Regions from separate parts of the Mus musculus genome. Here region 1 is linked to region 2. A link is a loop called in an ENCODE intact Hi-C map of the cell type or tissue named here. Cell type or tissue: gastrocnemius. All regions are shown on one strand. Each heading gives the region's core, and the rest is flanking DNA. Links, peaks and the distances in the headings are about the cores only.

Evidence for each region. A loop is a pair of places that touch in the nucleus more often than their neighbours do. Peaks named below come from ENCODE experiments on the same cell type or tissue, not always from the same donor. Only the 100,000 strongest peaks of a DNase experiment are listed, where the experiment ranks them.
Region 1: it touches region 2 in a loop (2.9-fold over the local background); 4 of 42 quality-filtered maps call a loop at or near these places.

The regions. Positions count from the first base shown.
Region 1 is chr15:25,977,808-25,986,547 of GRCm38, reverse strand. It overlaps Zfp622 (zinc finger protein 622), which reads right to left and starts at 2,182. Exons shown (of 6, transcript NM_144523.3): 1 at 1,365-2,182. The coding sequence starts at 1,998. In gastrocnemius, for the core only: no CTCF peak of the experiment used is centred there; DNase peaks (open chromatin) are centred at 2,260 and 3,727; H3K4me3 peaks cover 2,702 bases; H3K27ac peaks cover 2,350 bases.
Region 2 is chr15:25,620,702-25,629,441 of GRCm38, reverse strand. Myo10 (myosin X) reads right to left here and starts at 6,892. Exons shown (of 41, transcript NM_019472.2): 1 at 6,412-6,892. The coding sequence starts at 6,432. In gastrocnemius, for the core only: CTCF peaks have their summits at 4,970 (motif pointing right) and 6,757; DNase peaks (open chromatin) are centred at 6,195, 6,432, 7,052, 7,816 and 2 more places; H3K4me3 peaks cover 6,184 bases; H3K27ac peaks cover 5,235 bases.

The sequences.
Region 1 (8,740 bases), core at 356-8,355, 360 kb before region 2:
GAATACTTTAGTGTATATTTTGGTGTGTGCAGGGCTGCTATATGAATGCTTCTGTTTATATGTGTCCATGCAAGTTCAACTTAGTCACCAATGTAACACATGGGACCTCTAGGAACCTCATGAGTGAGTTGATGTCCTAAGAAAAGGACTTAAATGAACTGGCAAGTCTCCTTTTTTGTGTTTTGCTCCCCCTCCATGAGTACACACCCTAGATCTGCCTTTTCCATCATTAAGTAAGGCTTAGAAAAATACCCCTCCACAGAGCAAGCCCTCACTAAACAGTCAGGGTGCCAGTAGCTTCATTTTTTACTTCATCTTCCATGACTGTGGCAAAATAAGTTCATGTTGTTTATAAATTACCAGGCTTAAGATGCTTGGTTACAGAAGTATAAACCGACCAAGACATGAACACAAACACTGTCAGTATCAACAGTGCCGTGGGGGTGAATAAAGAACTCACAAAGTAAGGAACCTTGGGGCTGGCTGGAGCCCCACAAGTCAGGCTTGCAGGCAACACGAAACCCTCACTCAGTTTTAGTCAACTAAGTGAAATGTAAAATCCTAAGCCATTCTAACCACACATTCTACAGCAGCGTGCCAACAGCATAGCTTTCTGTGCACCAGTGTAACCCTTCCTGATCCAAACTAAAAGAATGTTTTGCCCGTTAAGAATGCGCCTCTACTCTTTTATTCTGTTTTTAATCAATGCCCTAGGTCCTGGATCCACCACAGAGACGCAGACAGACAAAGTGCCCTGTGGAAATGAAGAGCAGTGAGGCATTTAAACCACTTCTGCCCTCACTCTAAAATGTCCTATAGAAATCCCCAAATACTGTTCCCTTTCGGGTCCACACGAAGTTTGGTGCGTCCGGGAGCAAGCATAAGAATGGAGGTCTACAGCCCGGCAGTGGTGGCACTCGCCTTTAACCCCAGCACTTGGGAGGCAGAGGCAGGGGGATTTCTAAAGTTTAAGGCCAGCCTGGTCTACAGAGTGAGTTCCAGGACAGCCAGGGCTACACAGAGAAACCCTGTCTCGAAAAACCAAAAAAACACCAAAAAAGTATGGAGGCCTACAATCCATCTGCTTAACTAGTTAAAAGTCATAAACCAGGAAACATCTTTAAATCCAGGCGGGATGCCCTGGGCCTGGAACCCCACTCCCTCAAAGGCTGCGGTAAAAGGATAAGAAGAAAGTCAGGGTCCAGCCTGGGAATGGATGTCGCAAAGGTAAACACTGAAGAAGGCTCGGGCTGGGGGCCTCAGGGGAGGGCGACATCGCTGAACGTGGACCCAGCCCTTCGTCTCCATCGCGATGTCTCCCGGAGCCTCCCGCTCGCCCCAACCCCGACAGGACCCTTACCTACCTTCGTCTTCGTCGTCTTCCTCCTCTTCCTCTCCCTCCTCCTCTCCGTCCTCCCACTGCTGCTTCGCCAGCTTCTTCGCCTGCTGTTCGAACCACTGGAGCCGGGGCGGCTTCTCCGTCGGGTCTCGCTCCGGGACGCCCCGTGCGCCCGCCGCCGCCCTCCCGCACTCGTCCGTGGGCACGAAGGGCGCTTTCTTGGGGGACGTGGAGGGCTGGGCCTTGATGGCCTGCTGGATGGCGGCGTTCACGGCGTCCTTGTCGACGCCGTCCGCGCCCAGCCCCTTCTCCAGGTTCTTGGCGTTCAGCAGCTCCACGCGCCGGCTCGCGGCCCGCACCGCCTTCCGCTCCAGCTCGGCGTGCCGCCGGGAGCCGAGGTGGTTCTCGTAGGCGTTGAAGGTGGCGAACTTCTTGCCGCACGCCGTGCAGTAGGTGGCCGCGCCCTTGCTCGCCTCCGCCGCCTCGGCCACCGCGCGCTGCGCCCGCACCCGCTCCTGGAAGCCCTCGGCCGTCACCGGGGCCATGGCGGCCACCTTGCGCCGCAGGTTGTAGCGGTGCCAGTCCGTCTTGTAGTGCGCCCGCTGCAGCTCCGCGTCGCGGAACGCCACCCGGCAGGTGATGCACGTGAGAGCCGCCATCCCCGGGCCCGGAAGACAGAGACGACCCAGCCGAGAACCTTCTAAGCCTGACCGGCCGCCTTCTAGTCCCACAAACGCAGAGAACCTCCTTCGCCCACAGCCAGGAAAAGACACACCAGACACCAGCTTCCGGGCTCTAAGTGAGGGAACTTCCGAGTTCTAAGTGAGGGAACTTCCGACTCGCACAGGAAACTCTTGGCAGCTGGCTTAAGAAGGCCCGCCTGGGTCCCCGGAAATGACGAAGTTTCATGTCGCTCTCTTCGCGCCTGGATCCGCCCTGTCAATCAAAGGTGGGCGTGTGCCTGGAGGATGCCGCTGCCTCCTGAGGGCTTAGCGGTTGTGTCGCTTGCCGTGACGAGGTCAGAGGGATGGGCTTGTGAGGGAAAGAAGGGCGTGGGTGCCTGGGATGGTTCTGGGACTGCTCTTGAGAGATGGATCCCGTCAAGACTGTCTCTCGCGCCTCTGGAAAGGGGGATCAAACGTGGCGACAGCGTGGAACTTCCGGAGGCCAAACCGACCCAAGCTCTTTGCAGCGAAGGGGGCGGTCAGAGCTCTTGAACAGAAAAGATTCCCTGCTGGGAGCCGAAAGTACAGCCTAGCCACTGTCCCACAAAATATAATCCGAGCCACATGTGAGATTTTTAAATCCAAGTAGCCATATAAAAAGTCAAAGTAGAGACTATGCCCGGGCCTAACAAACACAGAAGTGGATGCTCACAGTCAGCTATTGGATGGATCACAGGGCCCCCAGTGGAGGAGCTAGAGAAAGTAACCTTATAGGTGGAACAACAATATGAACTAACCATTACCCCCAGAGCTCGTGTCTCTAGCTGCATATGTATCAGAAGATGGCCTAGTTGGCCATCAGTGGAAAGAGAGGCCCATTGGACTTGCAAACTTTATATGCCCCAGTACAGGGGAACGCCAGGACCAAAAAGTGGGAGTGGATGGGTAGGGGAGTGGGTGGGGGACCGTGTGGGGGACTTTTGGGATAGCATTGGAAATGTAAATGAAATAAATACCTAATAAAAACAAACAAACAAAAAAGTCAAACTAGGTGAAGTTGCTTTTAATGATCGAAATACTCTTTCAGCATCTAAAACTTTAAAAGGATCTATCTGTGATTTTACGCTCCATCGTGGGTACTAAACCTTGGAGACCCTGTGTGTATAACAGCAGCAATTCATATCAGTTCGATTTTTTTTTTCTTGAGACAGGGTTTCTCTGTGTAGCCCTGGCTGTCCTGGAACTCACTCTGTAGACCAGGCTGGCCTCGACCTTCAGAAATCCACCTGCCTCTGCCTCCCAAGTGCTTGGATTAAAGGCGTATGCCACCACTGCCTGGCAAATCCTCTGTTCTATCCCTGCCTTTAACTCACCCTGATTCAATGTCAATTGTTCTAACAGGTTAAGCAAGTATATTTTTGGTATTGTGTTAGAAATCCGTTGCTATGCTATTCTGCCTGAATATCTTTCTGCCAGCTTGCTCCCTTTTGTAAACCTTTGCCCAAATGCCTTTGGGGGGGGGGGGGTTCTAGAGCCTTTTGTCAAAAATAATGCCAGTATTTTTTTTGTGTTGTTGTTGTTTTTGTTATTATTATAATTATATCCCAAATGTTGCCCTCTCCTAGTCCCCTTCACAGAGTTCTTTCCCCTATACTCCCTCCCCTTCACCTCAGAGAGGGTGACCCCCCTCCTGCAAAGCCCCTCCCTGGGGTATCAAGTCTCTAGAGGATTAGGCACATGCTCTGGCACTGAGGCCAAACAATGCAATCCTCTGCTACATACTGCTGCAACACCCCATTTCTTAAGTCCTTACTAGGTATTGCTTTTTATCACTGTTATCTGTTGTGCTATATTGAATCACTAGTATTTAGCATCAAAACATTCAGTTTCTGCAAGGCAAGCGTGCCCGAGTTAGGTGGTTCTTATGTACTCTCACATGAGTTCATGGTGAACCTGTGGCGAAGGCTGAAGTAACCTGAAGGGTTAGTATTTTACCATGGCTGGAGGAGTCTCATCAGAGAAGACTCGCTTGGCTAATAGTAAGAGATGTTCTTTCCTTGTCAATTGAATCTCCCCATAGTAATATTTGTCTTCATAGGGTGGCAGTTAGCTTCCCTTTTGCCTGTGCAGTTCTGGTGTTGACTAAGTACTTTATTTATTTATTTATTTATTTTGGTTTTTTGAGACAGGGTTTCTCTGTATAGCCCTGGCTGTCCTGGAGCTCACTTTGTAGACCAGGCTGGCCTCGAACTCCGAAATCCACCTGCCTCTGCCTCCCAAGTGCTGGGATTAAAGGCGTTCGCCACCACACCCGGCTCCCTGACTAAGTACTTTTACAGTATTCTCAGCTCATCTAATGTGAAAGGCCTGGTCAGAAGTCCATGAAGAACAGCGGAGTGGGGCCAGGTGGACTTTATGGATTGCTTTGAGAGAGCAGCTACTACTAGTGTTTGTTATTTTCTCCCAGGCTTAGCAATGGAAGTCCTGCATCCAGGGAAACCTTATAATTATGCACAAATCAGAAGGCCTAGTCATACATCATGTTAGTCATCTTGAGTATAAGTTCCGTGAAAACAGGCTTCCCTTTCATGGCCCCATACCCAACACTAGAATAATACCAGGGCAGAGTCTATTCAGTGTTTCTTAAAACTGCGATTTTGTAGTGCAAAGGTAAAATCTCATTTTTTTTCTTTGTTGCAGAAAGTTTTTATTTCGAGATTATATAGAAATTTTGGAATAACTTTCTAAACATCTCATTTTGAGAAATATATCTAGTATTCCTCACCAGCTGAAGTGAGCAAAATATATGTATTTTCAAGTCTCCATGAAAAGCAGAAATTAGCTATATAAAGAAAAGCATTTCTAGATTTTTTTTTCCTATTTGATTTTGCATTTGTTGCTATCCTTGATTTCCTCTCTGCTTGCTCTTGTTTATTTTCACAATCCTATTTAGCATCTTCGGCTTCTCAGTACCCTTTACTTTTCCTCTTCAGAGCACCACTGCTCCCTCCATTGATTCTGTAGTGAACTCGAGAGAACAGACTGTGGTCAGTCTAGTTTGTCCTCTGCTAGGGGTGTAGCCTTAGTCTATTTACCACTTGTTAATTATGCTTGCTATTATTTAGATATGGTATATCCCTTAAAGGTTCTAGGGCCAGAATTTTGTTCCCCAGTGTAACAGTGTTGGAAGGCAATGGAACACTTAAGAGGTAATTAAGTCATAGGAGCTTTACCTTAATGAGTGGATTCATGTTTTTGTCAAGAAACTAGTATTAGATGGGTCACTACAAGAGTTGACCAAAGCCTCATCAGATCCTTCCTACTACAAAAGGCTATACTCAACAAAACTGGAAAACCTGGATGAAATGGACAATTTCCTAGACAGATACCAGGTACCAAAGTTAAATCAGGATCAGATTAACGATCTTAACAGTCCCATCTCCCCTAAAGAAATAGAAGCAGTCATTAATAGTCTTCCAACCAAAAAAAGCCCAGGACCAGATGGGTTTAGTGCAGAGTTCTATCAGACCTTCAAAGAAGACCTAATTTCAATTCTCCTCAAACTATTCCACAAAATAGAAACAGAAGGTATTCTACCCAATTCACTCTGATACCTAAACCACATAAAGACCCAACAAAGAGAACTTCAGACCAATTTCCCTTATGAATACCAATGCAAAAATACTCAATAAAATTCTCGGAAACCGAATCCAAGAACACATGAAAATGATCATCCATCGTGATCAAGTAGGCTTCATCCCAGGGATACAGGGAATATTTAATATACAGAAATTCATCAATGTAATCCACTATATAAACAAACTCAAAGACAAAAAAAAAAACACATGATCATCTCATTAGATGCTGAGAAAGCATTTGACAAAATCCAACACCCATTCATGATAAAAGTCTTGGAAAGATCAGGAAGTCAAGGCCCATACCTAAACATCAATAAATTCCTTTACTATTTAGAGACTACCCATAAATTCTGTTGACTCTTGAGAACCCTGATTAATACAGAAGTTGGTAAAAGCAATATACAGCTAACCAGTAGCCAACAATAAACTAAATGGAAAGAAACTTGAAGCAATCCCACTAAAATCTGGGACTAGGCAAGGCTGCCCACTTTCTCCCTACCTATTCAATATAGTACTTGAAGTCCTAGCCAGAGCAATTAGATGACAAAAGGAGATCAGGGGGATACAAATTGGAAAGGAAGAAGTCAAAATATCACTATTTGCAGATGATATGATAGTATATATAAGTAACCCTAAAAATTCCACTGGAGAACTCTTAAACCTGATAAACAGCTTCAGCTGGATATAAAATTAACTCAGTCAGTGGCTTTTCTCTACACAAAGGATAAACAGGCTGAGAAAGAAATTAGGGAAACAACACCCTTCACAATAGTCACAAATAATATAAAATACCTTGGTGTGACTCTTAACTAAGGAAGTGAAAGATCTGTATGATAAGAACTTCAATCTCTGAAGAAAGAAATCGAAGAAGATCTCAGAAGATGGAAAGATCTCCATGCTCATGGATTGGCAGGATTAATATAGTAAAAATGGCTATCTTGCCGAAAGCAATCTACATTCAATGCAATCCCCATGTAGTGGATATTCCTGGTTGTCAACTTGACTATATCTGGAAGGAACTACAATCCAGAATTGGAAGGCTCACCAATGACTGCAATCTGGAGACTGGGAGATAGAAGTTTCTGGCCTGGATCTTGGTATGGAGATCTTGAGGCCTAGTGGCTATTGACTCCAGAAGATTAAGACCGGGAGATCTCCAAGTTCAAGGTCATCTGGGATTAAAGGTGTGGTAGCACACACCTTTAATCTGGGCTATACCTTCTGCTGGAGACTATACATTGGAAGAAGGAAGGCTCTCTCTCACTCCTTTGCCTGCTTGTCATGTTGGACTGAGCAACTGCTAGATCCTTGGACTTCCATTCACAGCTGCTACTGACCATTGTTGGGAGTTTGACTGCAGACTGTAAGTCATCAATAAATTCCTTTACTATTTAGAGACTACCCATAAATTCTGTTGACTCTTGAGAACCCTGATTAATACAGAAGTTGGTACCAGGGGTGGGGTATTCCTGTGACAACCTGACCATGTTTTGGGGATGACTGTGGAAGGACTTTGGAACTTTGGAACTTCCCTTGGTGATGAACAGCAGTATGGAACTGTAAGCTGAAGAAACCCTTTCTTCCCCAACTTGCTTTTTGGTCATGATGTTTGTGCAGGAATAGAAACTCTAAGACACCCCATCAAAATTCCAACTCAATTCTTCACAGAATTAGAAAGGGCAGTTTGCAAATTCATCTGGAATAACAAAAAACCTAGAATAGCAAAAACTGTTCTCAACAATAAAAGAACCTCTGGTGGAATCACCATGCCTGACCTCAAGCCGTACTACAGATCAATTGTGATAAAAACTGCATGGTACTGGTACAGCGACAGACAGGTAGATCAATGGAATAGAATTGAAGACCCAGAAAAGAACCCACACACCTATGGTCACTTGATCTTTGACAAAGGAGCTAAAACCATCAAGTGGGAAAAAAGCATTCAAAACAAATGGTGCTGGCACAACTGGTGGTTATCATGTAGAAGAATGCGAATTGATCCATTCCTATCTCCTTGTACAAAGCTCAAGTCTAAGTGGATCAAGGAACTCCACATAAAACCAGAGACACTAAAACTTACAGAGTAGAAAGTGGGGAAAAGCCTTGAAAATATGAGCACAGGGGAAAAATTCCTGAACAGAACAGCAATGGCTTGTGCTGTAAGATCAAGAATCGACAAATGGTACCTCATAAGATTGCAAAGCTTTTCTAAGGCAAAAGACACTGTCAATAAGACAAAAAGGCCATCAACAGATTAGGAAAGGATCTTTACCAATCCTAAATCCGATAGGGGACTAATATCTAATACAAAGAACTCAAGAAGCTGGACACTAGAAAATCAAATAACCCTATTTAAAAATGGGGTACAGAGCTAAACAAAGAATTCTCAACTGAGGAATACCAAATGGCAGAGAAGCACCTGAAAAAATGTTCAACATCCTTAATCATCAAGGAAATGCAGATCAAAACAATCCTAAGATTCCACCTCACACCAGTCAGAATGGCTAAGATCAAAATTTCAGGTGACAGCAGATGCTGGCGAAGATGTGGTGAAAGAGGAACATTCCTCCATTGCTGGTGGGATTGCAAGCTGGTACAACTACTCTGGAAATCAGTCTGGCAGTTCTTCAGAAAATTAGACATAGTAATACCAGAAGATCAAGCAGTATCTCTCCTGGGCATATACCCAGAAGATTTTCCAACTGGTAATAAGGACACATGCTCCACTATGTTCATAGCAGCCTTATTTATAATAGCCAGAAGCTGGAAAGAACCCAGATGTCCCTCAACAGAGGAATGGATACAGAAAATGTGGTACATTTACACAGTGGAGTACTACTCAGATATTAAAAACAATAAATTTATGAAATTCTTAGGTAAATGTATGGATCTGAAGGATATCATCCTGAGTGAGGTAACCCAATCACAAAAGAACTCACATAATATGCACTCACTGATAAGTGGATATTAGCCCCAAAACTTAAAATACTCAAGATACAATTTGCAAAACACATGAAACCCAAGAAGAAGGAAGACCAAAGTGTGGATACTTCATTCTTCCTTAGAATGGGAAACAAAATGCCCATGGAGGGAATTAC
Region 2 (8,740 bases), core at 252-8,251:
CCTTCAGAGAGCTGGGAAGGGTTTGCAAGGTTTGCAAGCTACTAGAGAAGAGTGACAGATCCTTCAAACTATGATAGTCCCGGGCCTAGCAACACATGCCCACCAGTGCATCAGTGGCATGGGCACCATGGGAGTAACCAATCACTTTTTCTTTCTTAAAGTCATATATATATATATATATATATATATATATATATATATATATATATATATACATACATGCATATATATACATATATACATATATATTCACACACACACATATATACATATACATATATGTGTATGTATGTATATGTGTGTGTATATATATATATATATATATAGAGAGAGAGAGAGAGAGAGAGGTGTTTTGCCTGTAGGTATATATTTGCATCTCATGTGTACAATGGCTGCAAGGCCAGAAGATGACAATGGACTGCTTCAAATTGGAGTTACAGATGATTCTGAGCTGCCCCATGGTTATTGGAAATTAAACCCTGGTCTTCTATAAGAGCAGCCAGTGATCTGAACCACTTAGCCACCTCTCTAGCCCTATCAACCATTTCCTAGTTGGATCTAAGTCCCGCTCCACAGGATGAAACCCTTACCTAGCCCCCTTGTCAGGCTAAGAAGCTATGACAAGATGGGCCATGGGTTCTACAGGAGAATCTACTATTATGCCACTAAATGGACAAGCTATTAAACTGACTCCTCATGGCTTATCATCGTACTCAGAGATCAGTGCATCCAAGTCTCATTCATTCTTCATCCCAGAAGTTTGTTTTTGCAGTAGATGGTGATTAACACAGAGGCCCTTTCCTGGCCAAGGTGTCCTAAGGGGAATATATAGGCTGCACTGTACCCTGAAGACTCGGGATTCATTACAGACAAGGGTGGAAAGAGTGTGGAAGCCTGAGGCAATGGATCACTAAAAGAAAACATCATCTTCTGGACACATGGGGGTAGCTGCATGGAGGAGCTCACAGGAGTTGCGACAGCAGATACAAAGCTTGCTCAAGCCCAAGACAGACCAAATTCCAGAATGGAGCCAGGGCTGTGTGCACAATCCCATCTCTAGACACAGAACTAAAGACAACTATGAGTTGCTAGGAGCAGGAGGGGCAGTTTTCTCAAGGAATGTAGCCCCCAGTAAAGCAACCACACTCCAGTGGAAGACTGCATAGCCAAGAATATTTGCCAACACAAAGCTGATCCCGAAGGATTAAAAAATAGAACACACACAGTCGGATGTGTGGGGAAACGAATTAAGGTAGAGTGGATGAAGGGAGATGAAGGGAAATATTATCAAAGCATGTGGTTTTGCTAGGTGGTGGTAGCACAGGTCTTTAATCCCATTACTCCGGAGGCAGAGGCAGGAAGATCTCGGAGATGGAGGCCAGCCTGGTCTACAGAGTGAGTTCTAGGACAGTCAAAACTACACAGAGAAAAACCTGTCTTAAAAAAATAAATAAATAAATAAATAAATACAAATCTTTAAAAAAATAAAATGAAATGTATAAGGCTAGAAAGGAAAGGACTCTCACGGGGCAATGCCAAGTATTATGTATTATTCTCTGAGCAATGCACATCTTGTCACGATCTCATCTCAAAAAAGACTTTTTAGCTTGTTTTTTTGTTTTTACTTCTAAGTAGAGCTCTGATCTCTGACTTCTAGTATCCACCACCTACCACAGGTAATGCTTTGTAAATCTAACCACACACCTCCCTAACAACCAAGAGAGACAGACAGTAGAACGTCCACTTATTGTCAGTCAGGGCCCTGGAAAGCCTACTGACCACAGGCGGCTCCCAGATGCTTTGATCCCAGTCAGCAGGCGCAGGGTAGATGGATGGATGCTAAGAATGGAAAGCTTTCACTCGCCTTTCCGTGGTGCTCTGCTCGAGTGGCAGAGGAAATGGTACCAAGCCACACACAGGCCTCCCTGGTGGCTTGCTCTTCCAACTCCCCTGCAAATTCTTAACAGGGAAGTATCAGGCAATCAGAACCCAAACTTTTGAAACACATCAACCCTACTAATCCCAAGAGCAGATGAGCAAGTTCAAGGTTTGAGTGCGCAAAAGTGAAGCCACTTAATGAGGTTACGGCTAGAAAGGCGGAATGCAGCCCTGTCTCTCCCCGACTCTGGTTAAACACTGCAGGCCTGGCCCAGGCTGGTTTCTGCCTGGTTTTGAGATGTACAGCTAGCACATCAGGCCACGTGCTGTGGGAGAGGCAGGCTTTCTCAGCCTCGCCTAACCAAGAGCTCAGTGCTCTGCACTAGAACAACTGTCTGCCTGCAGCTGTTCCTCCAGCTTTGCTGTCCTGGACATGGGGTGGGGGAAACTGGACAAGGGGAATTCTTGAGGACTATTCGGACCAGGCCAGAGACTGTAACCTCATTGTGAAACAAGGCAGAGAGGACCCAGCTAATGTCCTCAAGATTTGGTGGGACACAGGTCCTTAGCACTCCTTCACATATTAGGAGCAGATGAGATGTGGAAGAGATGACAGAAAATACCAATGTCTCCATTTTCTTCTAACAAGAAATTTCACTATCTCTCTCCCATGCACAAAGAATACACTAGCCAGAGAGGAGGGAAAAGAGAGACTGAGGGGTCTATATCCCAGCTTAAAATGCTCTCTCAATAACTCAAAGTAACAATCAACGCATGGTGCCTTCCCAAGCTAAGCAGGAGTGTGTGTGTGTGTGTGTGTGTGTGGTGTGTGTTATATGTTTGTGTGTATGGTGTGTCTTTCTGTGTTTGTATATGTGTGGTGTATGTGTTTGTGTGTGTTATGTATGTCTGTGTTTGTATCTGTGTGGTGTGTTTGTGTGTGGTATGTGTTTGTGAGTGTGTGATGTGTATGTGTTTGTATATGTGCGTGTGGTGTGTATGTGGTGTATATGTGTTTGTATATCTATGTACAGTGTGTATGTATGTTTGTGTGTCTCTGTGTAGTGTGTCTGTGTGTGTTTGCGCGTGTGGTTTTGAGTCTTTAACTCCAGACCTTTACCACTAACTTACACCTGCAGCCCTCCTCGGAACATCATTAGGGCTACATTGTAAGCCAGACTGAACCAGACTCTGAGAAAGAGGCTTATCTACCATATGTTCACTAACAAGCTGCCTCCTGAAACATTACGATCCGCTTTCTACACTTACATTTATGTATATGCAACCTCCATAGATTTAGTATGGACATGAACGTGTCCATTTATGTGGTTGTTAATCCCTGAAAGGTCTGCTACTCAGAGAGCCATTATGCCACACCTCTGCCTAAAATAAAAAGCAGAGCTGAGCTCTTTGGAAATGCTTGGCGCCCCACTGTATTCCAGACACAACCACAGGCCCTTGGCTCTGGGGATGGGAACACAGAGCCCACTTAAAACCTCAACGATTTTGCACAACAGTCTTGTCATTTCTGCAGCGGAACCTTTGCTATTCTCTCTCTCTCTCTCTCTCTCTCTCCCTCCCTCCCTCTCTCTCTCTCTCTCTCTCACTCTGTGTGTGTGTGTGTGTGTGTGTGTGTGTTTTATTGTACATAATTGCTTCTGGTTACAGACATACCTAAACCTAGTTTCTGCCTGAAGTCAACTCTTTAATAACAATGTCACAAGAAATGCAGAAAACACAAGCTTTCCTACGCATGAGCACACACAATTAACTCAAGAGAAGTCATAAAAACTTAATGAAGGCCATGAAGAAACTGAAACCTGACTGGGGAGTTTGGCACACTCCCTTTCGCCAATCCTGGAGCGAATTTTAAAGGCAGCAGTGTCAGCTGATTGGCACAAGCCCTGCAAGCTTCCCTGGCCACTGGCCCCTAACAGGATGTCTGATCCCAGTTAAACCAGGCAAGTGCAGACAAGAAGCGCACACACAGGAATTAGGACCATGAGGCAACTGCTTCTCTCAGGGCAGCTCAGCTGGGAGTTGTTTTGTGGCTGTAGTGACTTCAGTAACATCTGCACACATTCTGGGTGTTGAAAGTTGAGGGGAAGGGTACATGTCTTGAGTGAGTGAAGGTCAGAGATGTTGCTCTCTGTGCTATGGGCGTAGACAGCCCCTCCAGCAAAGAGGTACCTGGCCCCCAATGACAAAGGTGGTCTACGCAGCAGCCACACAGAATCACAAGTGTCTCCTACTTCCTTGTTATCTGACTCACACATGTAAGGCCTCACTCGGTTAATTTCTTTTTTAGTTGTTAGCATGAGTTTCAAATTGTTGGCTAACAAGCAACAGGTCGTTATCTCTAAATCACAGAGAAAAGTTAACAAAGAGCAGAACACTGCTTAGTGTTAAGGAAGGCCTAGAAGCTAGCTTGCTCCTGGATACCAATCAGTCCCTAGAAGCTAGTTGCCCTTGGACACCATGTGATTCCAGCGCTTTCCAGTCTAACTGGATAAACCTTCTCAGGACAACTGACGGTGTTCTCAGACATTAAGGTAAAAGGCTCTATGTCAGGTGTGTGTCTCCCATCACTACATCACTGTTTAGCTTTTTCACCTGCCCCGCCGCTACGTGGAGGGCAGAATGCTGACAGCTGACTAGAAATCACTATGATAACATAAACACTAGAAATCATGATGTTAACATAAACATGCCAGCAAATTAAAAGCAATATATATATATATGTGTGTGTGTGTGTATGTGTATATATGTGTATGTATGTATATGTATATGTATATGTATATGTATATGTATATCCCAGAAATACCAGCCACCGGCATCAAAGGGGAAAGGCTAGGCCTCCAGTAACACATTCTTCAACCTTGGGCTGGTAACTTACTAATCTTTGGGTTAAGATTCTTCACTAGAAAGAGGAAAAATGAAAATAGGCAACCAGTAAAGACAACTTCACTGTTATTCCAATCACGGAGATCTCCTCACAGAGAAACACAGGTGAAAAGGAGTTTTTGGAATTACTGAATAGTCCCATAACTTAGAGGGGTTAGTGCTAGGGTTAAGTTTCCGCCACTAACACTAGGGGGCAGAGTTCTACCCAAGGGGAGACTTTGGTCTTCAGGCTTAGGGAGACTGGTGGCCCTTCAACAACCACACACAAGTTTTCTAAAAGATCACCAAGTCAAGAACTATTTTCCCTAGAGACAAAACCTCATTCTTCTTATAGATAAAAGCAACTAAAAACCCAGCCTAGCGGTAATTTACTGTTGTAGACCAACTCAAAAGTCCTGCTGCCTTCATACAGGTAGGAAACAAACACCCACGAATTTAAAAAGCCATTAAGGAGTCTCTAGTTTCTATATATTTCTGAGGTCTCTATTTTCTATATATTTCCCTTCTTTTAAGTAATGGATGGTTAATGTCTTTCCAGGATGCCTTTCAGGGTGACAGAGACAAACACTTTGGTAAAAGTCAATTCGAACATTATACAATACATCACTGTGGCCATTATAAGTAGCTGTCTGAGAGTACAGTAAGTGAACGTCAGACCTTGAAACACTATAGCCAATTAACTCTGACAAAGCAAGCTAGCCAAAGCACAGGCAAATTCTCACCACTCTGATTTGCTGGAAGATTCCAAGACTGTCCTGGATTCACAAAAACCTCACCCTGACTTTTCAGCAAAAAATCTCATCAGCCTCTCTCAAAGTCAGCTAAGTTTACTCTGAGCCACTTCAAACCTCAAAACTTAAACAGAATTTATTAAATAAACACAACCAAGAAAGGAATCGGGGCCAAGAAACCAGAGCGGCTCTCCATCCCTGGGGGAAAAGGGAACTTTCAAGTCCCGTCTCAAGTAACTGTGGTGTCCCGCCCTCAAAGACCCTAAAGCGGGCATCGGTTTCATCTTCTAAAATAACCATTGTTTGCCCTAAACAAATTTTATTTAAACTCGAATTCAAGATCTGCCAAAAAAAATGGCATTAAAAACAAGATCATTCGGTCTCGTACTCTGGAATTATCTGCAAACCCGACCTGAGCAGTACTAGTAAAGTAAGGACCCCAGACTTGAAAGCCCAATGAGGCAGGGCAAGCAGTGACCGAGGACCCAGCCGGCCGGCTCACACTTCGTTAGCCGGCTCCTCTGGAAGCCACAGGAAGCCCGCACGTTCAGCAAAGGAAGTCCCAGACCTTTCTTGGAGCAAGGCACCTCCCGGCTGCGCCTTTTACCGCGTTTCCTGCACCCGAGCCGTCCGGTCCGCAGCTCTCCCCCACCCGGCGCCCGGGGACTCACCTGGCGCGGAGTGTCAGCTAGCCACCCACGCCCGGGGACATGCGAGCGCAGGACAAACTCAAACCTGCCTAGGCTTACTCATCCGAGACTCGGGGCCGGCGGAGGGAGTGGGGTTTCAGGAGATTCCCACAAAGTTTCCCCTCCTGGGGACGCGCAGGCGCTGGGGCGCGCTCGGTGTGCCGGTCCGGGTCCCGGTCTCAGCCAGGTCCTCCCCGCCACTCACTCACCTCGGGAAAGAAGCTGTCCATTGTTCCGGCGCCCGCACCTTCCCGGCACGGCTCCAGTCGCGGAAGTCAGCGCAGCGGCAGGTCCCGGGAAGCCACGCGTGTCACGGTGCGCCTCGGGGCGACTCCAGCCCGCGGAGCCGCCGCTCTGCCATCCCCCGGTCGCTGCTGCTCCTCCGCACCTTTTGTCCGCGTCTCGGACCTCCTCTGTCCCAACCACAGCCTTTGTCTCTCCTTCCTCCAAGTTCCTCACTTCTGGGCGAAGTGCTCCCGGGAGGAGAACAGCTGGTGGCACATTCTTCCCGAGCTGGGGGAGGGCCGGCAAGGGGCTGGCGACGCGCCTGCCTCCCTTGGAGCTCCGCCGGGGGCGCTCGGTCCCAGCGGGGGTGGGGTGGACGACTTCGGATCACCAGCAAACCAACAACGGTGAGCTCTCCCGCCCCAGGCGCGGCCGGCTCTCACCAGCTCTCCGGTCTCGCTTACCCTTGTGCTCGGTCCGCCCCGCCCTCAATCCCAGCCCCCAATATATAACCACGCCTCCACGAGTAAAGCCACGCCTCCTACGGACCTGGCCCCGCCCCCAGAAACTCCTCCAACCTGCGGAGACTGAGCGTCTGCTCTCAAATATACCCAAACCCCGCCTACTCGACTCCTGGTCACGCCCATTATAGCCCCGCCCACAGCCTGCTCGGGCTTCCTACATGCCGCGCCCTCTCCCAGCTACCACCCAAACCACGCCCACCGGATGCGCGGCCCCGCCCCTCGGAGCCCTGCCCTGTGCTTTCCCTGAGAGCGGCGGGTGCGCGGAGTCCCAGCTACCGCCTAGATCCACTCTGAATCCATAGAGCAGTGTGCTTCTCCTGGGTCTTCTTGCCACCGGCCTAGGCGCTATTAGATGACTTGACTCTTCCCTCTGATCGTAGATACTAGAAAGTTACCCGGGACTGAAGAGGAGGGGCCCCACGGCGGTGAATGTTAGACACCCCAAGAACCTGCTCCACGTGGATCTCATCATTGCGACTCTATCGTGCGATCCCAGGACAGGAAGCGGAAAACAGGAATCTGAACTTTTGAAAGCTGCTTTTCCTTGTTGAGTTTCTCTGCTCCAAGTGGGTTTTTTGATAGCCACAGGGAAATGTTTTGTATACTGGAAGGGGACGTGTCCTATAGCACTTGTAACTGTAACCTCTTTTTCTGGACGTAAAGGAAGTAGAGCAGATGCGAGAGAGATGGGTAATTGCTCTCGGTTCACCAGGAGTCAGTCCTGATTCTCACCGAGACAACTCCAGCTTTATTGTGGCCAGGAATCTGGGGATCCTGTAACACGGACTGGGATTCCTAAGTCTGCTTTCCTAACAGGAGTCCAGAGGGCCCTCCAAAGCTGGTGCTTGGCCCACTGCAGAAAGAACTCCCAACAGCTCAGAAGGAGTTTCCTTCTGTAGCAGTTTAGCAAGATCAGGTCACCCAAGTACTGGATCTATGAACCCTTTGAACCAACCGGCTGGGTGTTGTCAGACTCACTCCGGAACCACACAGCTGGTCCAGCAGCAGGTTGTTAACTGGCAAGCTGGGAACAACAATGAACTGACTTGAGAAGTTCTACTTAAAGGATTTGTTAACTGCCAGCCGCTTGAGAAAGATACTTTCCAGGGCAGTCTTTCTGGAAACAGACACAGCCTTCACTATCCCAAGCTGCACCCTGCCTGGTTAGGTACCCGCTTCTTAGGTTTTTTTTTTTTTTTTTTTTTTTTTCCAGATGTTGGAAGATCAATCACATATTTGGCTTTTTCTTGATGTCCTATCCACCTGCAGTTGGGAGAGTCGAAGCTTGTGCTCAGACTGAATGAAATGGCTGAACATGTGAACCATCTTGTCATCTTTATTTGGGAATTTAAGCATTATTGAACTCCAAAGCATTACATTAGTGTTGGTGACCTTACTCCCATCTCCCCACTTTGAGGGAAGATTCAAGGTATAAACCAGTTAATGATACATGTGCTATGCCACGTGGCTGGTTTTTTCCACGGGTTTACACGAGGCTGAAGGAAGGTTAAGATGGAGCCAGAACAGATATCAAAAATGCTCAACACAACCAAAGTGCTTAGTCAAATGAGCTTTGCCACCAGCTGTGTTCAGGTAGGGCAGCTGAACAATTATGCCATTATCCCATTAATCTACACACATCTCTGCAAGAAAAATGATTTAAAGAGCTGGTTAGAGTATGTGGGTGTGAATTGGTTCCCAGCATCGGTCCTGTTCCAGACTCGTTGGGCAACCTTGGCCCCTGGCCTCTCAGAAGTCAACATCCGAGCCAATCCTAGCTCATCAGCTA